Linked DNA regions of Mus musculus: all the other regions are linked to region 1. Evidence: chromatin loops called from intact Hi-C (ENCODE). Cell type or tissue: heart. All regions are shown on one strand.

Region 1 (5,000 bases):
TGGTTGGTCAGATGTTGATTGTGTTTGCTGTTCCAGCCCCGCCTGTCACACTTTCTTCCCTTTTGGCTGAACTTAAGACAAATTAATCAGTGGTGGACATCTGGCAGACAGCTTCAGTGTCTTCTCAGTGTTTGTTGACCTGTAAGGGCTAAAGATTGAGAACTCGGTACATAAGCTTTGCAGACAGGGACCAAATGTTGCTAAGGACCCTTGCTCCCCAGATCCCGAACAGGAGGCTCTCTTCGGGCTTTTTGATTGAAAGTGTGCGTCTCTGACTTGTGGAATAAACTTCCCACCTTCTTTATGACGGTGAGCGTAGCTTCCTTCACCCTCCTGTAAATTCCAGATGTGAACGGGGAAACAGTCCAGGAAGGAGCTCAAAGAATGCTAAGCTCTTAAACAGGTCTGTGATGTTTGTGAACTTGGCCTCCTACAGATTCTCTTCCTGTGAGGAGAGAGTCTGTTCTCGGGAACACACCTCTTATCTCCAAATACCCCACAGAAAATGCTGGTTTCCAGAACGTAACGAATAAATCAACTCCTAATTGTAAGCGTGTATAATAAAATCAAGTGAGCTGACCTTCCCAACCCTAAAAGTAAACTTCTCTGGAGTCTCCGTTTTCAAACTTGGGAGTTTATGTCTCCATAAAATAGAAAAGTTGAAAACTCCCAGCAGGCTTCCAAGATGTTTTCAGAATTACTTTAAAGATAATGATATTAACAGGCACGTCTAATTTTATGATGGGGATCGTGAGAAATGTGTGTCTAAGATGAACGAAGGTGACATTGAGATAAACCTAAAAAGGGCAGGTATGTTGGACCGGACGGGCCTTTCCTGTTCCTAAAATGTCTTGTGCTTTTACACAGGAAACATATTCGTATTCACCCGAGGCCAGTGTCAGGCCTAGGCACAAGATCGCAAAGTACCCTGGGTAGTGGTAGTGAGAAGACAGGAAAGTGCGTAGGAAGGTGTCCTTGGTGGATCCTGCACGGGGTAAATTTTCCAAAGATGCTATGCTCGTTCATCCATCCAGGGATGGATTATCTGGGGAACAAACCATTCATTTGTTCCTATTTCTCAGTACTTTTTTCCACCCCAGTCTTTAGAGGCATCTAAAGCCAGAGTTGATTCAGGCTATGGAGTCACTGGAGAATCCTATCTAGTGCTCCTCAGTGAAGCCTTGCCGACTGAAGGCTCTCCACAGATACCCTTCCTAGATGAGTTCATCCAGAGGATGTGAGTTGCCCTGTCCATTTGCTTGTATATAGCAGTATACTACTCAGACAAGTAAAATAATAAATGTTTCATGCCTGGGAAAACGTCGCCATGTGTTTCTGAATTTGGAAGAACCATAACCCTGGTTTTAATGACAGCCAAGATCATCCCAAGACATACAATAAATACTTGTAAGCAGTCAGACTACATGCAATTTGCTGCAGTCATCTAAGGATGCTGAAAAGCTAGCATGTGCTCCCTCCGCATGTAAACACACACACACACACACAGACAGACACACGTTCGCACGCTCCCATGCTCGCTCACTCCCATGCTCGCTTGCACGCATGCACCCACGCTCGCTCGCACGCTTGCACACTCCTATTAGTTCCTCTTCTGATTTGCCTGAGAATTTCTGTGAACAGGAGCAATCTGCAGTGTACCTGTTCTTCTTGCCCAGGGCTCCATCGACCATGAGGAGGAGCATGCGCAGAGGGTGGCTTACAATGGCAGTGCCCCAAGTGAGATGCCATGTCCCGTGGGTGTTATATATTCCTGGCCAGCAATTTCATACTGTATAATGTTGATCAACCGGCAGACCAAAACCGTTCCATTGGTCTCCCCTGTATCGTTCTCACCCCTAAAGTTGAGAGCCTTAGGACTTTTGACAGAAGTTACCAAATAATAAAAGATTTTGTATAGCCAGGCTACAGAGACCATACATGTGTGCAATAGGTTTCTTTCAAGAAATGTGTTATGACCAGTGTTTTTTTAAATATAGTTTATGCAATATATACTCTTTAAAAAAAACAAATATTAACTTCTCTTGGTGTGCTTAGGATAAAAAGAAGTTAGACTGAATCTGTATAGATGCTCTTGCTGACCAGTGACTTCCCAAATCTGACCTTTGACTTTCAGGAAGTCACGTTGTTTGGGATCTACTAGAGAGCAAGGAAATACAACCCTTTGTTGAGCATATTCAAATATATAAGAACATCTCAAGGCCTAGTTTTAGTACTACAGAAAATGCCCCAGAACAACAAAAGAACCGTAACTGGGCTCCATGTGCAGAGGGAGCACTAGAAGTGTGCACTAGGAAAGCCTTGTGTGCCCATGTCTGTGTGCATTACACAGATAGTATCATTTCCTCAGTGTATCTTATGAACGAACTTAGATTTTATTATCTGTGCTGCCTTTCTGCCTACCACCTATAGGTGGCGCCAGTGAGCCACACAGACAGCGGGAGACCCAGAGCCACTTTTTTTTTTCTTTTGTTTTAAAGAACATTAAAGCAGCTGTTTTTCTGCCATCAAAAACCCTACCTGAGACATTTGTAACCCTTCTAAGATTTAAAGCCAAATAAAATAAACAAGGATCAAGGGCCCTATAAGGATTTCAAGGCCGGAAAGGAGCCACCAAAAAGCTCTCCTCCCATTTGTCCCTAATTGACATCCAGAGGGGGCACTGCACTGGTTCAGACCCAAATGCACCAAGCAGGGCTTCCTACTTAAGCCTGCAGCCCCTAAGACTGTCATTCGGCATCCCTGAGAAGGGTTCTGACCGTTCCTTCACTGTGTTCTATGCGGTGCTTGGACGTCTCTGAGCTGCTCAGTCTAAAAAAAAAAAAGACTTCTGCCCTCTTCTCTCTATAGAAAAATATGCAATTTAGTGGGAGATGGGGGTTATAGGTTAGTTTAGGACTCAAACTGAAAAGAACTTTCTCCACGAAGCACAATTGCATTGGAGAAAGACACTCCAAGAAAAGATGCAGCCCGACACCCCAGGACTTCACATTGGTGAACCCTGGATTCCAGTAACCCCGAGGCCTTATCGAGGACAGCCTGGGGGTAAATTGGCAGTACATTAGAAAGCCTGATTAGGAGAGGGAAGGCGAGCGACGTGGGTCTCACGTCAGCTGTTTCCCTCCACAGGATACTGGGTGATTCCTGTCCTGGCCAGATACTGATTACTTAAAGCTCAGCCCAAGAGTTCTTGTCAAAAATGATTTCCGTAGTGTATTTTGACTTGCTTAGGTCTGAAGAACTTTTGGAATTTGTTAGGTGTGGAGCTGAAGTCCAGGAACTGGCCTGTGGCATTCCCTTAATGAGCTCTGTCCCTCTGAACAGACTGTCCTAAGCATTTCAGTTGTTTTTTTTTTTTTTTAATTTTTTTTTTATTGAGTTCACACTTTTCTGCATGTCCTCATCTGACACAGGGGCTTGGATAGAAAATGTGTCTTTGATACATTTTCTTTGATACATTTGATACATTGCTTTGATAGACTTTGATAACTCAGATACATGGAAGCAAAAAAAAAAAAAGTCCAAAAGTCACATTTCCTATTTTATTTTAATATATACAAACTGATATGAATATGTTCCATCGACAGATTCAAGTCCCTCATCATTATAAAACTTTAGGGATTTGTCTGCATTTCGCCCTGTTTACAATAGAGAAAAACCGTAAGGATTTAGATTGCCGAAGACTGTTGCTGAAACGAAAGCATCGTTGTCTTCATAAAATAGTCACAACCCATAACAATAAGGCTTAAAAAGCAGATGCCTTCATATATAAAGCAGGTGGACCATAAAGACATTTTTTATTTCATCTTTAAGTGTGTGTGTGTGTGTGTCTGTCTGTCTGTCTGTGTGTGTGTGTGTGTTTGTGTGTGTGTGTGTGTTTGTGTGTCTGTATGTATGTGTGTGTGTGTGTTTGTGTGTGTATATGTGTGTAGTATACACAATGCAATACCCCATGCTGGTGTTGAGACAGCCCTTCTATGCTCGCCTCACACGGCATTCCAATGCCTACATTATCTAGCTCACCTTGTCTCAACAATAAAGGGTGCACCAGCTCACATCACCAGATATGAAGGGCAAGCAATAAGAGGTCTTGAGAGCGATACTACAGTCGTGTAGCTATGGTTATAGTGCACTGATATTTGTTAGTTATTACTGATCTCTTACTATGCCTAACTTATTAGTTATAGATTATGAAGGTCAATTTGATTTGCTAATATACTGGTTTGAATGTTGATTTCATCCAAAACACTCTCATGTAAATACTCCCAATAGCTAAAGTAGTGCACATCTGTGTCTCAGTCCTGACGGCACATAAAGGTATTTGCCACCACAGAAAACCAGATGACAACTGAGATAGAAGGAAATCACTATAAATCATGTGTTTGATAAAGATCTACTGTCTATCATATGTAAAGAGCTTTAGAACTAAAAAAGAAGGCAAGGCAAGTTAAAATTAAGCAAAAATCAAAACAGGCATTTCTTCTTAGAAGATAAACAAATGACTGGTAGCCACAAAAGATATCATCAGCATAATTAATTATAATAAAATGCAATTGAAGCCCCATTGAAAATCCACTTTTCCTTCACTTGGATTGCTATGCTACTACTAATAAAAATAATAATAATTGACTGTATTGTAAAGGGACAAGGATGTGAGGAAATTAGAAACTTAATATGTTGTTCCTAGGAATGATAAGTAGTCTTTCCACTTGGCAAAAACATTTGACAGCACTTCAAAAAGAGAAATGTTGGGGCTTCTGGTATAGCTCAGCAGTAGAGGACTCACGGAGCATGCCCAAAGCCTGGGTTCTGTCACCAGAAAGAAGGAGGAGGAGGAAGTGCAGGAGGAGGAGGAGAAAGAGGAGGAAGAAGAGAAGGAAGAAGAAGAGGAAGAAGAGGAGGAGGAACAGGAGGAACAGGAGGAGGAAGAAGAGGAGGAACAGGAGGAAGAAGAGGAAGAGGAGGAAGAGGAGGAGGAGGAA
Region 2 (5,000 bases), 570 kb after region 1:
ACGACTTGCTATACCCTTGAGATTCTATCACTAAAGATGAAAGTCAAAAATTCTATGGGAGCAAGGCATCATGGCTCAAGCTTATATTACCAGAACTTGGGTGCCCGAGGCAGAAGGATCACCCACATTTCAGGCTAGGCTAGACTATAGAGTGAGATTCTATTTTAAAGAGAGAACTGGATGGAGGGCTCAGTGGTTAAGAGTACTGACTTGTCTTCCAAAGGACCTGGGTTCAAATCCCAGCACTCATGCATCAGCTCACAACTCCGGTTGCAGGAAACCGGTGAAACCTTCATCGGCTCTGCAGAATTCTGCACGCACACGGGGCACAGAAATCCACACAATTATACCTGCTCACACACAGAAAAATAAAAGAGAAATAAATAATTTTACAAAGTGTATAGGTAAGGGCTGGTGAGAAGGCTTAGCAGTTAAGAGCACTGACTGCTCTTCCAGAGGTCCTGAGTTCAATTCTCAGCAACCACATGGTGGCTCACAGCCATCCGTAATGAGATCTGACGCCCTCTTCTGGTGTGTCTGAAGACAGCTACAGTGTACTCACATATAACAATAAATAAATAATATTGGGCCGGAGCAAGCGGGGCCAGAGGGAGCAGGGCTGGTGCGAGCTAGTGGGCCAGAGCGAGCAGAGGTCCTGTGTTCAATTCCCAGAAACGACATGATGGCTCACAATCATATATACAGCTACAGTGTACTCATATACATAAAATAAATAAATAAATCTTTTTTAGAAATTGTGTAGGAAAAGAAGAATGAAAATTTAATAAGAGCTACGTACCCTTTTAAATTTTTCATTGTCCCTTTTCTTGTTGTTGGAGCATTGGCTATCTCCATTCCAGCTGTTACAGGTGGTTATTTTAAAAAACCAGATAGCTTTCAAAGCCTTAATGGGGCCAGTATTTACCATTTGAATCCCAAGCCCCAACACTCAAGTACCTTTATTATAAGTCACAGAAGTTATTAGAATTGTACTTGCTTATGTTGTGTGGTTATTTTATAGTACTCTATTCTTGGGGATTAATTAAGTTGATACACAGAATCTGACCTTAAGCAACAGGCAAAGCAGGGAACTAGTACCTTGAAATTTAAAACTTGTCTTAAATGTATTTTCCCAGGTTAAACTTCCACTATGGGATCAGAGGTGCTTAGGGAGTGTGCGATACTCCTGCTCGGCTATTATGAATGCCTCAAAGATAAACTTATTTACAACAGTGTTATGCCTGCAGAAAAATCAGAAAGGATTCAGAGTTTCTATGAGCCCATTGCCCAGTTTCTTGTGTGTGCATGTGTGTGTGTGTGTTTTGTGCGCCCGTGTGTGTGCATGTGTTTGTATATGCATGTGTGTGTGTGTGTGCATATGCATGTGTGTATGCATGTGTGTGTGTGCATGTGTGTGTGCGTGTGTGTGTGACACATGCTTGTGTTCCCTGCATATGAGCCAGTGAAAGGCATCAGTGTGTGAGCATTTCTCTTCTGTTGCCGTCTGCCCTTGAGACGGGGTTTCTCACTGAACTGGAAGCTCATCATTTTGGCAGGGCCGGCTGGCCAGCAAGCTTGAAGCATTTGCCTGTCTCCATCCTCCAAGGGCACAGTCACACGAGCACCCATGCCTGGCTTTCTATGTGGATGCTGAGGACTGGAGCGTAGGTCCTCACACGAGTGCAGTCCTCACTCTTACCTCAGCCTCTCCACAGCCCCTCTCCAGTTAGCCATATGCTGCCCTTTACACATTTGAGTCATTTTGACACATGATTACTAGCTAAAACCTAGAATTTCATTTACACTTTATTCAGACTCCCTTTTCCATTCTTCTTGGGGCCCATACAAGCAAGATGTCACATTGCATTAAGTCACCACAATGCTTTAGAGAGACATACTATACGTACACACACACACACATGCACACACATTTATAATGTGTATGTTTTTCAGGACTCATCTGTTGTCCTCACAATCACGAGGTAATGAGATTGAGAAAAGCTGTTAAGGGTGTTTTAATTGCTAGCGACTGGGAATGCTCAGGTGGAAAGACGATCATCTCCCGGCATGAGGAAAAGCTGCCTGGCTGGAAGCAGCATGGTCCCCAGTGAGCAATCTCAGCTGGAAAGGCACTTCACACACAGAACCTCCCAACAGCATCTGTTCTCCTAATAACCGATGTCAATGTGCCAGAGGTCACCAAAAGTCTGTTGGCTGTGTTGAATCCGTTCCCAAGCCTTTTAACGCTCTCCTGTACATTTTCCGTGGGAAAAAGCAAACAAACAAACAAAAACAATGCTTCAAGCTTCTAATGGAAGTTAATGTAAGACAGTGCTCTCTTTATAGAAACTGCTGTAGGGTCAGCATTGCTGAGCCACAGTAGATGTGGAAACTGCCCACGGTGTCTGCCATGCAGAGGTCTGAATAAGTCATGAGATTTATGCTGAAGCAAACATTTCTTTACGAGAAAAGTAAAATCAGTGAGCCTGTCTCCCGAGGCCACCACCTGAGTCTATTCAGACGATGGTGGGACTCTGGCACCAAGCCGTGTGTGTGGACGAGCGATGCCACAGTTGAGGAGAAGCATCTCTGAATGTGAATATAGGAAACTGGGGGGCCATGAAATGTTTGCTCCCAAGAATTAGCTACCTTCTCCTCTGTTGCACAAGGGGTATGCTATTTTCAAAATACAAAAAGGAAAGTTAACCTGGACATAATACCCATGCCTGTGTCCTGTGTGTGGTTCGGGGTTTGGTTGATGAAAATGTTTCATTATTTGTGTGTTTAGTTACTCTGTGCCTTGGTATCCCACTGTAATCTGTCCACAGTGTTCAAGGACTTCAAGAACAGCCCATATTTGCTTAGGAACCTATCTTTGCTGTCCCTACTTCATCCTAACTGAGGCTTTCTTTTTTTTTTTTTTTTTTTTTTTTTGGTTTTTCGAGACAGGGTTTCTCTGTGCAGCCCTGGCTGTCCTGGAACTCACTTTGTAGACCAGGCTGGCCTCGAACTCAGAAATCTGCCTGCCTCTGCCTCCTGAGTGCTGGGATTAAAGGCGTGCACCACCACGCCCGGTGAGGCTTTCATATATCCCGAGTCACCCGCTCCTCATATGACGTAGGGAACTTAAGGATCATGTCTAAGAAGACACAGATAAAGCCAGAATTCGAACTCCAGGGCGAGTCAGTCAGCCACAGAATCTTAGCTCCTAACCAATCACTACGTCACACTCCTTTTTTGTGTTACGAAGTTTATCTCAAAATGCCACTGAGTGATCAAGTCTTCAATAGCTTGTCAAGGTCACAGTATCAACATGTTTCAACAAGGACACATGTTTCGTGGTATCAGATAGAGGTGTTATTACTCCCGATTACCGAAAAACATCAAACAGTCTCATTCTCACTGATCCGCTGATGGAAGTGGCTTCCAGGGAAGCCTGACATTCCACGGTCCTGTGACATGGAGCTGTAGTACGTGTGACTTGGCACTCAGCTTCCGAAAAGCTAGCATCATGGTGGAATCTGGTCAGGACGTGGTTGTCCCCAGAGGATGGCCTTTTATTCCCTCTTCCCAAGACAAAGGGCTATGCCATGCTGTGTGGAGTCCTGGGAACAGTGGGCAGAAAGAAGGAGAGGAGACCGCGGTAGGCACCAGCCTTGACATCCAAGGGACTGTGCCACAAGGCAGAACAAGGCTCTGGAAATAGGGACTTTTGCCATCTTCGCACAGAAAATTCCATACACATCAAAGGTAGCAAAGGATTTCATTATTGAGCCAGAGTTGTACTTTAATGTTTACATATATGTATATGTGTAAACACACACACACACACATACCACACTTGCATGCACACAGTAGTTTGCCTCAATTCAAGCTCAGCGTCACACAATATCCACCCTCTCCGACAGCTCCACACCTCCCCAACCCTGTCACAAAATCTCTGTATTTAGTGGGTCCAAGTCAATATGGCCTTTTCTTCTCAAAAGCCTCAAAATGCTAAGACAAGACAGGCTTATTCTGACCTCTGTGCTTCTTCCATAAGAGAAGCTGTGTTTTCAGAGCCACCAGAGAAGTGTTTCCTTCATAGTTGTGACAAAAATCGAATACCGTGTTTTCTCAGTCTCTGGCAAACACTTTATTCTCCTCATTGGAAGCCCTTGGAAGCCAAACCTGAAAGGGTCCTTCAGAAAATGATATGGGTGCTTGACAGAAAAGTAAAAGAAGTTGTGAGAGAAACAGCAGCTTCTGTTAAGCTTGTCCCTGAGTGCTTTTCTGTGGTAATGTCCTCCTCAAACTTGAGCAAATTAGTTACAACGTCGATAGAAATAAAAGAAGTAATCTGTGAAGAAAATCCCAGCAAAAAAAGGATCCGTCGAACAGTCGGCTAAATCCTGGAAAAGAGAAAAGAGAAAGACCAGTGTGAAAGTTAACTATCGTTAGTGTTTCTTTTATCTATTGAGAGTTTAATTTCCTACTGAAAAGAAAAATGGCGGGGGTGGTGGGGTGGTGGGGGGAGCTTGCTTACTGGTGCGGCTACCCGGAAATGGTATGCGCTGTCGGAGAACCGGGCCACGGGAAGCCTCCAAATGTGCTGGTATCCCTAAGAGATGAAGGAGACACGCCCATCTCAGCTCACATGTTACAGCTCAGTTGGAAGGAGAGCAGGCTAGGGAGGCACGCCCTTGACAACTGTAGGAGAGGCTCTAGGACAACGGTTTTTGATCTATGTCGCTAGAACAGTCTGTGGTCTCTTAAGGATGCAAGGAAGATGCCGAGCCAAGCGAGGTGGCCAAGTTCAGCTAAGAAGGGGCACTGGTGTTTGGTTCCAGGCATCCTTCCCTCAATAGGGAGCAGAGGCTGTAGTCCTAAATAACCTCTGCTGGAACCAGGACATGATGTTAAGGAGCCAGGAAACATTACCTGTGTCATCTGAGCATCTTCTCCATCGCTCTGGGTTCTTTCCCGTTGACTGCGGAAACATATATTCCCTAGCGTGTATT
Region 3 (5,000 bases), 270 kb after region 1:
CTGAGTGTTTTCCTTCGACAGATTCCAGATGCCAATCCTCATTTCAAAAAAGCAACCTCTTCTGGGATTGGAGATGGGGACGAGGGGTGGGTGAATAAACACGGAACAGGGCCGCTAAGGCTAAGGGACTAAATAAAGTAATTCATGCAACGTGCAGCAAGCCCAGGACAGAGCCCTAAGGGTAACGTAACACCATTACCTTACACACTTCACAGTTCAGTGTCTCCTGGGCGCCTTAAGTGTTGTGAATGAAACAACAGCAACAACAACAACAAAAACTGCTTACAACCTAGGAAACCAGGGCCAGGGAGTTCTGTCTTAACTCAAATGTTAGTTCAGTTACTTTCTTCATTGTTTATTCTCACAGGGATAGAAGCTGTTGTTCTCTCTCCAGCTTTGTGTTATTCAAACATTTCATTTTGATTCTTTGTTTTCCTATATAAGTTGGCTTGTCTTCTGTGGTAAGGGAAGCAGATCTGAAGGCTTCACAGACGAAATCAACTTTTTTATTTTGAAGGATTCACTAGAAATCCGTGTTAGTTTCTTCTCCTAGTGGTAGGGCTGCCTTGTAACATTCCCACCTAGGCTGCTTGTATCAGAAAAGCGCTCAACCCTTGACTTTAAGTCAGAAGGACAGGAAGAACCCAGGGGGCCTCGGAAAGGTTGAACCACAGGTCAACTTGGCACCTTCTGTTCCCAGGAGGGCAGAGACTGCACAGGAGAGGAAGCGAGACCTCCCTATGAATAGTAAGCCATCCACAGAAACTGAAAGACACACCATTCGGCACCAGACTCCCTCATAGAACACTGTTGTCTCCAATGGTTCTCTCAAAGCCAGAGCAAGCCCCAGTGAGCTTTCATTTAGAAGAAAAGCAAAACCTTCCCCAAGATGAACATTAAAGCCCCTATAGGTTTGCTTTAGTGATCAACACTCTACGGGAAACTTCTGTGGCTTACGTTAGAAGTGCAGCATCCAATCTCACATGCATGCAAGACTTGAATAGGAACAGAGCATGTTGTTCCTGTCTGTCATTTCCAGAATCAGCACATCGTGGAGGCTTTCTATAACAAACATAGTAAACACGTGCATAGCTAACTACACAGACTAGGGGGGGAAGCCATATTTTAACACCCTTTTCATTAAAATTCACATTTTGGAAAAGTTTTAAACATTTGCTACTGACTATAACAAGAGAGGAAGAAACTAGTAATACAACAAAGAAAATCTTATAGAAATCTTATTTTCCCAACTCACACGTAATTAACTTTAAAATATTTAGTTTGGGACCGAAGAGATGTGACAGCTTGTATATGTTTGACCCAGGGAGTGGCACTATTAGGAGGTATGGCCTTGGAGTAGGTGTGGGGGTGGGAAATGAGAGCCTTCTCCTAACCACCTGGGAGCCAGTCTTCTAGCAGCCTTCAGATGAAGATATAGAACTCTCAGCTCCTCCTGCACTGTGCCTGCCTGGATGATGCCATGCTCCTGCCTTGATACTGGACTGAACCTCTGAACCTGTAAGCCAGCTTCACATAAATGTTGTGCTTACAAGAGTTGCCTTGGTCACGGTGCCTATTCATAGCAGTAAACCCTAAGACAAGAGATGACTCAGCAGTTAAGGGCAGATACTGTTCTTGTGAGGACCTGAGTTCTTCTGAGGACCAACATCTATGTAGGCAGTGCACAATCACCTGCAACCCCAGCTCTGGGGATCTGATACTTCCTTCCTCCAGCTCTCGAATACTTACAGACCCCCACACACGTTTTTAAAAATAATAAAATTGGGCTGGAGAGATGGCTCAGTGGTTAAGAGCACTGGCTGCTCTTCCAGAGGTCCTGAGTTCAATTCCCAGCAACCACATAGTGGCTCACAACCATCTATAATTGGATTCGATGCCCTCTTCTGGTGTGTCTGAAGACAGCTACAGTGTACATATACATAAAATAAATAAATCTTTAAAAAATAATAATATAATTTTAAAATAAAGGTTGCAGGAGACAGGAGAGATGGTTCAGTGGTTAAGAACACTGGACTTTCTTCCAGAGGACCAGAGTTTGATTCTCAGCACCCACTCATGGCAACTCACAAGTCTGTTAACTCCAGCTCAGGGGATCCAGTGCCCTCTTCTGGACTCTTCAAGAACTGTATGTTTGTGATACATGCAAGCAAAACATCAGACACTTAAAGTACAAAGATTAACTTTTAAGATTTTTCAGTGTTACTAAATGATTTCTAGCCTGCTACGACCAAATTTTGTTTCGCTCCATTGTTAAATGTTTATCTCCTTAGGCTTTAGATTTGAAATAAATTTCCAGACATAAATAGTACCTACTTCACCGAACATACTACAACTGAGAACACTAGTACTTCCAGATACTTAGAAAATATTAGTACAAAATTAACCAAGACACCCCCTAAGACCTTACACCTCATTGAAACAGCAAATACTTTTAAAGTAATTTATTTTTAAAAGTTTGAAATTTGTTTGTACACAGGCCAAGCACAGATAAGCAAGATCCCAGACACAGAAAATGTAAGCAGCTTGTATTAATAGTAAAAACTGAGAATTTCATATATGCATATATGTTTTGATCAAGCCCACCCCTCCCTCCAACCTTGCCATAACCCCCAAACCCCTCCCTCCCCAACTTCATGAACTCTTTTTAAACCCACTGAGTCCACTTAATGTTGCTGTATGTGCACAGGCCATCCCACTGGAGCATGAACAAACAGCCAGGTGAAGCCTGAAGCCCTGAACCAAACTGACAATCTCCTTGCCCAACAGCCATAGTGTTTCAGCTAGGGTGTGACGTCACAAGCCTCACCCTCATCATTGCTTAGATATTAATGCTCTATTATTTAAAAAAAAAAAACACTGCTAGTGTTAGAGTTCCTAAATTCTCACCATCTTTCATGGTGAATGAATTATTATAGGGGATACATATTTATGTAGAAAGAGGAGTATTAGCTTTGGCCCCAGCTCTATTCATCTGATATAATCAACAATAATTTCAAATGAAAAGATTGGGGTAGAATTATTTTTTTAACATTCTAGGATTAAAATAGAACTGTTGTTCTAAAATTAAAAAACAAAACAAAAAAACTTGTATTGCTTTGTAATAAACACCTAGTCAAGGGTATTCTAAAATACTCCTCAAATCCAGAGAACATCTCCCCACAGTGGCATGTGGGAGTATCCTTGGGGGCATGGGCATACATTTGCTGAATGACTCTACAAACTAGGTTTACTCACAAATGTTCGAAATTAATCTCATGAGGGACAAAGTCAGAGATTAGCATTTCCAGGATGATATATTAAAAATAAATTTCAAATACATTATATCCAAGGGTTGGTCCACATCTGCACTAGGAAACCTATGAAGGAGACAACTGGTAGAGGAATGTTGGGGCTCATGGCTTAATCTAGCTCCCATTTATTCTGAATCATATTCCTGCTTAGATTCAAGCTACAAACACACACACACACACACACACAAAGATAAACAGGCATTGGCAAAAGTCACTAAATTATTCTAGAGTAGAAGGAAATCCTACCCCATTTATGTGAGAGAGAAGTTGGTATTTCCAGTAAGATTTCCGTGTCTTTGTCTGCACACATCTAATGATAGGAAATACATTGATCCCTACCCTCTACCCACTGCTGTCTTTGGAACATTTAAAGAAATAGAACTGTTATTATAACTTAGTCTTTGTGCCTCGCTGTAACATTGTGGTGCTTGTTACATCATCTCGTTTTATTTAGGTTAAAGACAGTTGTAAGAGTTTATTCTTACAACCTAGAAAGAATTGACTCCTATTAAGACATATGCAGCCATTCGGTTACCCTAGACCTTTTCTTCAGGCACATTTTCCTGCTACTTTGGTTTCTTTTGATGGGATTTAGGACACTAAAGTTTTATACCCTTACCTTAAATTCTAAGAAAAAGGATGATACAAAATTGGAAAGGAAACCCCACTTTAATGCTCTATGAAACAAGAGTCTGCACCTTCCTTTTCCACACCATATAATTTGCAAGTATTTCAGGGATAATGGACCTTGTTCAGGGCTGTCACTGTAAATGTCGAGAAGCCAGGGCAGTGATTGGCTCATCTTCAGTAGACAGTTCCTATTCTGAATAGGATTTGCAAGTCAAACTAATTTAATATACAAATTTTAGATCTACATTTAGAATGAACCAAGAATAACCCAAAGCTTTAGATAATGTAAATGTAGAAATATTTCTTAAGCACAGTAACAAAAATGGCATTTAAATAAAGGTATGTTTTATGTAATAGCATATATGAGGAATATTAATTGTTCAGACATTAAAACATGACAGTTATGTTTCTCTTAGGAGGAGGAAATATTTAACAACTCAAAACCAGACCAAATGAATGCATCGCTACATATGGTAATTAAAACTACATCTTAAAATAAATGTTCAGTATGTAGCAGATTTAAAGGTAGCTTTGAAACACTGTGGCTGCCCCAAATCTTTATTTTTATACACAAGGAGATGAAACTATTTATGTCATTCCTTCATATGTCTTCATATTGAAGTGTGTAATTTTAAAGGTTTTACCTAAGTTTTTCTATTATGCGTATCTAGAGGCCACAATGTTAAACTAACTCAGCCACTTGTGGAAATCCTATCACCCTTGAATTAAAGGCATTTCTTCCAAATGTTCCTTGAAGAACTCAAGTACTAGCAAAATTATTTCCATTATGCAGGAGAAACAAATTTGTCTTGGAAAAAGTCCTTTATTATAAATTAAGACAAATATTATGTGGCCAAGATGTCCCTTAGGTCAAATATAAATAGAAACTACCCTAACATTTTATGACCTGTCTATGCAAATTAGGAGGTCACATCCTAGGGCTGCAGAGTTGGCTCAGTGGTGAGGAGCACTTGGGGAGGACCTGGACTTGGTTCCCAACACACAGTGTGACTCACAACCATTCATAATCCAACACTCTTGTGGACACTTAGGTCACGG
Region 4 (5,000 bases), 58 kb after region 1:
TTTTAAAGTAAACAGAGAATGTAATCAGTTTGTGTTACTTGGAAAGCCAGTTATGCTTTGCTTAGTCCTCTAATCACAGATACTGTTCATTGAGAACTCAGCTGCTGTAGCACTGGATCAACCAGGAGCCCTGCACCGTGCATCTCCCTCTATAATGGACTCACATGGGTGCTGAAGCTGTGCGATGGGAGGTCATGGCAGACATCACTTATACACTGAATGTAATATAGACCCTTGTCCCTTTAAAAACATGGTGGAGAGGCCTGGGAAGATGCTTCCAGGAGCAAAGCATTCTCCATCGAAGTGGGAAGGGCAAAATAGAAGGCATCTGTAATCTAAGATCTCCCATGACAGTTGTTTTCAACCTGTGGGTCATGACTCCTTTGGGGACCAAATGACCCTTGCACAGGGGTCACCTAAGACTATCTCCATACCAGGTATTTACGTTATGCTTCCTGTTTGATAACAGTATCAAAATTACAGTTATGAAGCAGCAACAAAAATAATGTTACGGTTGGGGGGGGGGGGGGTCACCACAATGTAAGGAACTGTATTAAGGGGTGGCAGCATTAGGAAGGCTGAGAACCACTGTCCGACAGTGATGTGCGGGGTGCAGACAGGAGAATGCAGGAAGCTAATGGGGCAGCAAGGCTTGCATATGCAAAGATAAACAATAAAGACATCCTGACTGATGAGATGGAAAGGCAAAGACCAACACTCAGACACATACAGGCATCATATACACACACACAGTGATAATCCTAAATGATAATGATCTACAGTAAAATGCGCCAAAGAACACACCCCGTAGACATCCCAAGAGAATGCTAAAAAGCAGCCTATGAGACAGGCAGCAGGGCGGGAAGGACTATGTGCTAGTGCAGATTGATTGCAGGCATTTTCCCCATTGTACACCTCCCTCTCCCCCATCGCCCCCAGAACCTCTGATAAGTGGGAGGATTTGAAAACAGAATCTGGGAAGTGAAACTTCTGGATCTAGGGCTTTTTATCACATTCCTTGATCCCCGTGACCGGAACAGGAAGCAATCTGTCTAACGCTCAGTTTTTGAGAGTTGCTGAAGTCCGCAGCTGACTCAGGGTGCTCTTACCTTGGGGGCCTTCGAGTGGAATGGCATCCAGGGGCTCCGCTCGTAGTTTCCCAGGCAAATAGAAAGTGCTCCCGGTGTACAGCATGGCATTGTTTGGATGTCTTCATCGCTCACCTCGGTTCGATAAGCTGCTTTTCTTTTAACCAGCCCATCTTAAAGAAAGAATATACATGCCATCAATGTCCTGTTCCAATGTGTGTCCTCAAATAGCCCCTGACTCCAAAATCTAGCCAAAATAATTCCAGGTCTAAAGTTACTATTCCTTATTGTAATGTTATCAAGCATAGCCTGATACCTATTGCATTTCTATATCCCCACCTAACCACAATTCTACACCTAGTAAGTGAATTTCAAAGACCTTATTGGGGGGGGGGGGATCAAGAATTCTGAATTTTGGGTTACTTTATTCCCAGAACATCTAGAGATGAAATCCTGGAAGCTGGTGTGTGTTTTCCTGACATCCTGGGTTTTGAGAGCCTAATAAGAGGCCCTCTTTGTAAAACAGGTTTCACAATGGAATCTTCCAAGGATTGCCAGGGCAACCTATTTCTTCATTCCGGCTAAGAGATAATTGGACTTTAGCCTACTTACTCAGTGGTGGGAGGGATAACTTTCAGGGAGAAAAAAAAAATCTTAAAAACGATGCTCGAGCTAGTTCTGAGGATGCAGGCTAACTGGAAGAGAGCTTGCCCCGTCCCCCCGCCCCCAGTTCAATCCCCAGCACTACATAACCCAGGAATAGAGTTCATGTTTATAATCTCAGCACTTTAGAGTCCAGGAGATTAGAAGTTCAGGGTCATTTTCAGCTACATAGAGAGTTCAAATCCAACCTGGTATATGTGAAACCCATATAAAAATATTAGAGCTGTAGTTGAACTATTACTTGCTCTGTGCTGGCTTTTATTCCCAGCAAATACTTCAGGCATATAGCCTGCTATTTCAGAGAAAGTATCTACATTCAAAAAACCTGGTCTGAGGGGCTGGGCTCAGTTGGTAAGGCATCTCTTATTTTATTTTGATTTGATCTGACTTGATGTTGTTTTGTAAACCTGAGGGTCAGAGTTCAATAATCAGAACCTGTGTTTAGAAAAAGTTGCATGTGATAATATGAGTTTGCAATCCCAGTACTAGAAAGTTGGAGACATAGCCGGGCGTGGTGGCACACACCTTTAATCCCAGTACTCAGGAGGCAGAGGCAGGCGGATTTCTGAGTTCAAGGCCAGCCTGGTCTACAAAGTGAGTTCCAGGACAGCCAGGGCTATACAAAGAAACCCTGTCTCGAAAAAAAAAACAAAACAAAACAAAACAAAAAAAAACAACAACAACAGCAAAAAAAAAAAAAAAAAAAAGTTGGAGACACGTAGATTTCTGCAGCTCACTGGTCAGTCAGCCTATCCTATCTTGAAAGTAAAGGCCAATGAGAGGCCCTGGTTAAAAACAACAACAAGTGGCTAGTGTCTAAAGAATGTCATTTGAGGTTGTTCTCTGGCTTCCATGTATATGTGTGCATGTGTGCACGTGAACACACACCACAACACCACAAAATACCTGATCAAATTCAGGGATGCTTAATGTTTTAGGTGTCCCTTGCTTTTGATTTTCTTTTGTTCTGTTTTGCTTTTGAGACAGGGTCTCTCTACCATGTAGCTCTGTCTTTCCTGGACCGTCCTCTGTAGACCAAGCTGGCTTCGATCTCAGAGATCTACCTGCCTCTTCATCCCCAGTGTTGGGATTAAAGGCGTTCCCACCACACCAGGCTTTGTTTTGTTTTGTTTGAAACAGGGTCTCATGTGGCCCAGTCTGGCCTCAGGTTCCCGATCATCTGGCCCCCCACCTCCCATGTACTGGGTTTTACAGACTCATGCCACCACACCCATCCAGAGTCTCCTTTCTTGACATGACATCTGCTGGAAAGACTCTAGGTGCAGTGGCTGGCACACCCCACAGCTGGCGTTGCACCGGGCCAGCAGACTCGGCCTCTCTTGACTCACGCCAAAGCTATCGGAGCTTTACCCAGGAGGCTCGTTATTTTCTACACCTTTTGTTCTAAATTTACTGTACCAAACTTTACCAAAAGAATTCCAGATTTGAAAATAATAATAATTAAAAAAAAAAAAAGGATTGAGCGTTCCATTGTTAGCCCAGAAGTGAGTCACCCCTGCAGAATTCCCTCTGTCTACTGATTAGACCGGATACTGGCTGGGCGGTGCAGCAGGAAAGGCTCTGTGTGTGTGTGTGTGTGTGTGGTCACAAAAGGTCACAAAGCTCTCCCCTGGGTATCTCTGAGGCTTGGAGAGTTTTTGTCTTGCTTTTTTTTCCCCCCAAAATACTGTCTCACTTGCAAAGCGTGGGCAAGGGAGTCCTACGTTCCCCCTCTTTTAGCTTGAGTCCACCCCCAGCTGACACAGTAACGTGCTTCCCCAGCTGATTTCTGGGTCTGACAGAGCCAGTGAGATTCTTGAAGGCATGTCTAGAGGGATAGCATATCTGCATCCTTCTGGGCTGGTTAATTGTCTTCCTATTCTATGGCCACCCCACAGCACCTCGACAATGAATGTGGCTACTTTGTTTCCAGAGCATATGACACAGACAGGATAAACAAATAATCTAGTATCTGTACCCTGGTTTTCCAAGCGGGCATAGCCAGAACCTCACCAGGGCTTGGGAGTGAACCATGGCAGTCCCAGGTATAGTGTTAAGTGGATAGTGATTGGAAGAACAAAGTTAGGCAGCAGTTATTTTGTACTTCAGCACCAGCAGCCACTGTGATTAGCATTTGTGAGTTATCTATTAATCCCTGCAAACCCTGAAGCCTTATTAGGTAACACATTCATTTGCCCAGCCAATACTTTGCTTTTCCAGAGCATTTGTGGGTGTGAGCAGTGGAAAATTTCTCTCAGACAAAAATCTTCCACCGGTCACGGATGAGAAAAGCCACCCAGCACGCAGTCACATTAGTGACAGGTTACAATACTGACAGGTTCTCTTGATCCCTGGCTCCTCCTCCTCCCTGATAACACTGGGAGCTAGGGACTCCTGGGGTTTCTGTGACTGTCCTGCAGCTAGACAACCAGGTACTCAGACACATTTAATGCTCATAATGAGATGACATCTGTCATTCATATTACTTCATAAGTGAGAAAAGCCAGGTTGTGGGGGAGGAGATAAGTCAGAGCTTTCCTGTGATCTCAGTACTTGGGAGGTTGAGGCAGGAGGATTGCAGGAGTTCAAGCCAAGCCTGGGCTATTTAACAAGACTCTGTCTCAAAATGACAACAATAGAAACATCAATTGATTGAGTCACGAAGCTAGTAGGTCTAAAAGGAAGAACTTATGCCTGAAATCTGCCAGGCTCCAAGCCTACTGCTTCCTGTTGTACCAGGTGCCTCCTCTATAGCTCTGTCTCTTTATGTAGACATATATCTGTATCATTTCCATCCAGACTTGACCAACCTGGACCAACTTGTTCTTGGCCAAGCTTGTGCTTATTCTTCAAGGATACTATTCATAAGGTGGTATTCACAGGCACTTATCTTAGCTTTACCCTAAGCATTTTAAATGGATTATCTCTCTTGCTCCTCACAGCAGGGCTAAGTCGGGTAGGTCCAACTGTTGTGTAGCCTCTGTGGTTTTGCATATGAAAAGACTGAGCTCAAAAAGATGATGTAATAAGATAGTAAGTCATGGAGACAGGATTTATCTTGACCACAGTGTGTGCTGAGTTTGCTCTTGCTTTGTCTTGGCCTCTTAACATACTTTGGTCCCCATGGGTAATGAACTTGACACACGTGGCTTTCCAGACCTTTTCAAACACACAACCACTGGCAGAAGTAAGAAGTTCTTACCGTTTTCCGTTTACTTTTCTTCTTGTCTTTTGAGATAGTCATCTGTG
Region 5 (5,000 bases), 110 kb after region 1:
GAGAGAGAGAGACACAGAGAGAGAAAGGCAGAGAGAGAGAGAGAGAGAGAACAAATTACCCTTCTGAGAATCCTGTGCAAAATCACCATGCTATATACTGTCTTGTAGTGAAACTGTATTAATTTGTATTATGTCCTCAGGCATAGTTACAGCATGTGTAAGAGGTAGGAAAAATATTCATCAAACTATCTCTTCTCATGACTTTCCCTTTGATGAACGAGTAACACAGCTCTTGAACTTTATCATGACTTAATATACAAAGTATTCCAATGGGTTTGGAGAGATGGCTCAACTGCTAAGAGTGCTTACTGCTCTTCCAGAGTTTAGCTGCTAGCACTGTCACTGGGCAACTCACACTTGTCTGTAACTTGAGCTTCTGTTACCAATGTCCTCTTCTACCATCTGTGTGTGCACACTTGCACATATGTGACACACTCACACACACACACACACACACACACACACGCATAACCTTTTATAAAGTATTTGAGCATATAAATGTGTACAACTACCAACTAACCAACCTATGTAGGGTAGATTTGTTTAAAGAAATAAACGTGCAGGCACACAAAGAAATTAAGTAGATGGCAAACCTCACTGTAAATTCTGTCTAAAGAATCCCAGAGCTGTAAAGGAGCACAGACAATCTTCTAGCCAAGCTTTATTTGTTAGTAAGCAAGCACGCACAGCGAGTCTGAGAGAGAACTGCCCAGTGTTCTGTGGGCAGCCCACAAGTGCCACCAGGCTGCTGACTACAAGATAGGTCTCTTGCGATGGCACTGTCTTTCTTAGATTTCCAGTAACATTTTGTCTCTCACATGATTTTCTCCTGATCGAAGACTACGTTCTGTAGACATTAAAATTTAGGTCAAAACGAGGCCATACTAAGGGAAGGAATGAAGAGTCAATTGTCTTTTCTGTTCTTTACTACTTAGCTCCCATGGAAGTCTCAAATCTGAAGGTGACAAATGACGGGAGGTTGACCTCTCTAAATGTGAAGTGGCAGAAACCCCCTGGGGATGTAGATTCCTACAGCATTACCCTGTCTCACCAAGGGACCATCAAAGAATCCAAAACATTAGCACCTCCTGTTACTGAAACTCAATTTAAGGACTTAGTCCCTGGACGGCTTTACCAAGTGACCATCAGCTGCATCTCTGGTGAGCTCTCTGCTGAGAAGTCAGCAGCGGGGAGAACAGGTGAGTTAGCTGTGGGATAGTCTCTGGTTGCCTCAATCACTTCTCAGATATGGCTCAGAATAGGGAAAAATAATGGAGAAACTGACTTCTTTTCCTACCTGAGAAGCAGGGTTTTTATGACCACGAATGCCCCTGGGATAGAGCCCACACAGAGAATAAGACAGAGGCTTTAATTACATATATTGCGTCATTTAAGCCAATGTGCTTGGATTCCTGTGTGATCTGCGGGTTGTCCCTCTTCTCTGCTCTCTCATGCCCCATGACCTAAGTATCACAAATCCACGATCACCGATGCCAGTGAAGAAAGCATTTCTGGTTCATTCTTATAATAAGGCCAACTTAGCATCTCATGGTGTTTCCCATAAGTAGTTTTATTCACTTATGTCAATGAACATTTATCTCTTTCTTTATTTGAGTAAATTGCTGTATTATGAACCTTGCGCCTTGTGAAAGTGGCTACAGTGTGCTATTGCTTTTAAGGCAAGGTTCTGCAAAGCACACCCTGTGGGCCAGCCTACTTGGTGGCTTTTTTTTTATTTCTAAAAATAAAAATAAAATCTTTCAGGGGTCATTTATGTAGTTCAATAAAGGATTATTTGCTGACTTTTGCTTAATAGATGCTACATTTTAACCAAAGATATCACACACACACACACACCTAGAATAGATGCCTTTTAAAATGCCAATGGCATTGGTAATTTCATGTATTAGGCCCTGCACAAACACTTTAAACCTATTTCATGTATTTCTTGCAAGAAAACTGTAAGCTAAGAGCTATGCGGTTAACATAGACATTGTGCAGATTAACTGGAATAATTAAATCTGGCCAGGAAAGTACTGGAACTTGAATCTAAAGGAGGTGGTTTGAGTCCAGTCTCAGTGCCATTAGAGATCTCAAGTAAGACCTATATGGGCCAAAGGGACCAAGAGCAATATTCTCTCCCAGAAGATCAGTAGAAGCTTAGGGGCAATGGCCTTGCAGGGGAATGAACTTCCTGGGAAATGGACCGGGAAAGGAGAAATGTCTGTGAGAGTGAATGGTGGGAGAGGCTCAGAGGTGCAAGTGCTCAGGAGAGGTCAGCTGACAGGACAGACCGCTGAACACACTGAAAGGGAAAGGGAAGGAGAGGCGGTGGCCATAGGGAGGCATCAAGGGGCTGAACTTGAAGAGACTCAGATGTAAGCGAAGCACTTGGGTTTTGTTTGGTCCTTTTTTGAAGAGACTCTGAGTGTGTGCACTCAAAACATGCCCAAAGCCATACGCATGAAGTTTGTTCTTTCCCATTGGAATTAAAAAATAAATGAGGATGTTTCACGATTACAACATACAATATCTTTTCAAAAGCTATCCCATTTGTCAGTCTCGCCACCATGAGATACGATGTCATTAATGATCTCCAGGACTGGCAAACAAGCAGTGGAAAACAGCAGTCGCAACGCGACGCTATGAACAGCGTGGCAAGAGACTGCATAACTTTCCCCCGTTATTGGAATGATTTTCACATGTCTTCAAAATGGGGGGGGGGGGCGGGGGAAGGGAGAGGGAGAGAACTCACCTACTCAGAAATCAGGAGGCAATACACATGTGATCAATAGCAAACACTGTGTTCTCTATATCGCTTCCCACAAAAAGCAAGCCAATATTCTTAATTTTTTGTTTTTGTTTTGTTTTCAATACCTTCTCCGCATGCCCCCTGGTTTAGTTCCAGAAAAAGTGAGGAATCTGGTTTCCTACAACGAGATTTGGATGAAGTCCTTTACAGTGAACTGGACGCCCCCTGCTGGAGATTGGGAGCATTATCGTATCGTGCTCTTCAATGAATCCTTGGTCTTGCTCAACACCACAGTGGGAAAGGAAGAAACGCACTATGCCTTGGATGGCTTGGAGCTCATACCAGGAAGACAGTATGAGATAGAAGTCATTGTTGAGAGCGGAAATCTGCGGAATTCCGAGCGCTGTCAAGGCAGGACAGGTAAATCAAACCTGATTGGCAGAACGTAATTCATTGCCTGCTACATAGAGCCACGGATGTTTTATTTCTGTACTCCCTAAAGGTGAGCTATTATAAGGCTAACAAAGTTGCAAACATTTAACTTTGTCAGTTTTGAACTCCTGATGGCTATCATTTCATGAAAGAAAAGACATTTTGAAGATTTATCTTTATGCCAGGTAATGCTGGCTCTCGGCTTTTTAATCCCAGTCGAAGAAGGCAGAGGCAGGTGAATGTCTGAGTTTGAGGGCAGCCTGGTCTACAGAGTGAGTTTCGGGGCTACACAGAGAAACCCTGCCTCAAAAAAAAAAACAAAAAAAAACCTATATATAAAAGTTTTAAACTGTGTGTTGAGGGAAGTGGCGGCAGCTGCAGCAGGGGGATGGGAGGGTGGGGCAATAATGAGCACCAGAATCCAGCAGAGGGCAGAGGATCCCATAGAGCTGACATTACAGGCACTTGTGGGATGCTCAACCTGAGTGCTGGCCTCTGAACCCAGGTCCTATGCCAGAGCAGCAAGCACTCTTAACTACCGAGCTCTCTCTCCAGCCCCAAGGAAAGACATTGTAAATGCTACTAACAACAGAAAAGATAAAATTGGAGAATAAAGACAAATCTTTCAAAGAGTGCTGATAACCGAGTTACCATTGCCTTGACCTAATATTGACTAACTTGGGAATCTCTCTTACCGGGTAGGGCGATTAGCATCCTGTTTGAATGACAGGAAAGGGTGGGTTAGGATCCATGGATTCTGATCATTTTGCTGCCCCCATTATATTGCAATTTCTTTGGCAAATCACAAACACCGGAACCTGTTGTCTCAGCTTTCAAGTATGACAGTTATCCTCCAGCGTTTCTATAGTGACCGTTGGGATGCAGAACAGACCATAATTAAAGTGAAATCGATCTCCCTGAGTCCTGCCTGATAAAGAAATGACTGCCGTGATGGTTCAATGTTCTTGTGAGAATACCAAAGAGGAGGGCTGTGATAGCCCCTTAAGGCACCACCTGTGTCTCTCAGTGACCTTTTCATCCTCCAGTACTAACGTCAAGGGGATGATGGTCAAAGTTCTAGCCAGCTTAAGCCAAGGCACTCTCAGGGCTCACAGTACACATGTCTTCCTTGTGCCCCAGTGCTTTGCCAGTCACCTTAAAACAACCTGGAAATGTAAGCTGAATGAACAGCCAGGTTCACCCTGTGATGGTTTGAGTATGCCTAGCCCAGGGAATGGCACTATTTGGGGGTGTGGCCTTGTTGGAGTAGGTGTGTCCTTGTGGGGGTGGACTTGAAGACCTTCATCCTAGCTTCTTGGTTGCCAGTATTCTGCTAGCAGCCTTCAGATGAAGACATAGAACTCTGAGCTCCTCCTACACTATGCCTGCCTAGATGCTGCCATGTTCCCACTTTGATGATAATGGACTGAACTTCTGAGCCTGCAAACCAGCCCCAGTTATTACAATGTTGTCCTTATAGGAGTTGCCTTAGTCACTGTATCCATTCACAGCAGTAAAAACCTAACTAAGACACACACCCCCAGCCTCCAACCTTGATTTTAATTTATTTCATGCTGAGTTTGCTTTCAGATTATATATTTTTTCCCCTTCGGTTTCTTTTGTGCAACTTCATCTTCTAGCTTTGAAACAATTGTTCCTTCCCGATAAGGTTCACAGCCACACTGCTGGAGGAGTCAGAAAGACGACTCTCAGCCCTGCGCGTATGTAGCAGGGCATTTTAAGTGCTTTGCTCGCCCAAGAGTCTACAGCAAAACCCTTAACTGTCTCTCAGCCTGAATTTTAAAACTTGAGGAAA

The links. Peaks named below come from ENCODE experiments on the same cell type or tissue, not always from the same donor. Only the 100,000 strongest peaks of a DNase experiment are listed, where the experiment ranks them.
Region 2: it touches region 1 in a loop (5-fold over the local background); 3 of 42 quality-filtered maps call a loop at or near these places.
Region 3: a loop joins it to region 1, with 2.0 times the contacts of the local background. A loop is called at or near these places in 3 of 42 quality-filtered maps.
Region 4: it touches region 1 in a loop (6-fold over the local background); 10 of 42 quality-filtered maps call a loop at or near these places.
Region 5: it touches region 1 in a loop (7-fold over the local background); 30 of 42 quality-filtered maps call a loop at or near these places.

The regions. Positions count from the first base shown.
Region 1 is chr10:116,205,787-116,210,786 of GRCm38, forward strand. All of the region lies in intron 6 of Ptprr (protein tyrosine phosphatase, receptor type, R), which reads left to right. Among named protein-coding and RNA genes, the nearest start is that of Ptprb, 93 kb to the right of the region's middle. In heart, CTCF peaks have their summits at 2,434 (motif pointing right) and 2,642; DNase peaks (open chromatin) are centred at 45, 355, 825, 3,115 and 1 weaker place; H3K4me3 peaks cover 438 bases; H3K27ac peaks cover 567 bases.
Region 2 is chr10:116,772,424-116,777,423 of GRCm38, forward strand. It overlaps Myrfl (myelin regulatory factor-like), which reads right to left. Exons shown (of 25, transcript NM_001033333.3): 23 at 4,921-5,000; 24 at 4,526-4,600; 25 at 4,122-4,391. The coding sequence ends at 4,305. Among named protein-coding and RNA genes, the nearest start is that of 4930579P08Rik, 46 kb to the left of the region's middle. In heart, no CTCF peak of the experiment used is centred here; a DNase peak (open chromatin) is centred at 2,108; H3K27ac peaks cover 265 bases; H3K27me3 peaks cover 533 bases.
Region 3 is chr10:116,475,166-116,480,165 of GRCm38, forward strand. No RefSeq gene overlaps it. Among named protein-coding and RNA genes, the nearest start is that of Kcnmb4, 4.1 kb to the left of the region's middle. In heart, a CTCF peak has its summit at 2,106 (motif pointing left); no DNase peak of the experiment used is centred here.
Region 4 is chr10:116,263,718-116,268,717 of GRCm38, forward strand. The region is part of intron 13 of Ptprr (protein tyrosine phosphatase, receptor type, R); the gene reads left to right. Among named protein-coding and RNA genes, the nearest start is that of Ptprb, 35 kb to the right of the region's middle. In heart, a CTCF peak has its summit at 3,053; DNase peaks (open chromatin) are centred at 3,084 and 3,334; H3K27ac peaks cover 2,605 bases.
Region 5 is chr10:116,316,431-116,321,430 of GRCm38, forward strand. Ptprb (protein tyrosine phosphatase, receptor type, B) reads left to right here. Exons shown (of 32, transcript NM_029928.2): 5 at 936-1,199; 6 at 2,903-3,172. Among named protein-coding and RNA genes, the nearest start is that of Ptprb, 18 kb to the left of the region's middle. In heart, a CTCF peak has its summit at 2,984 (motif pointing left); a DNase peak (open chromatin) is centred at 3,011.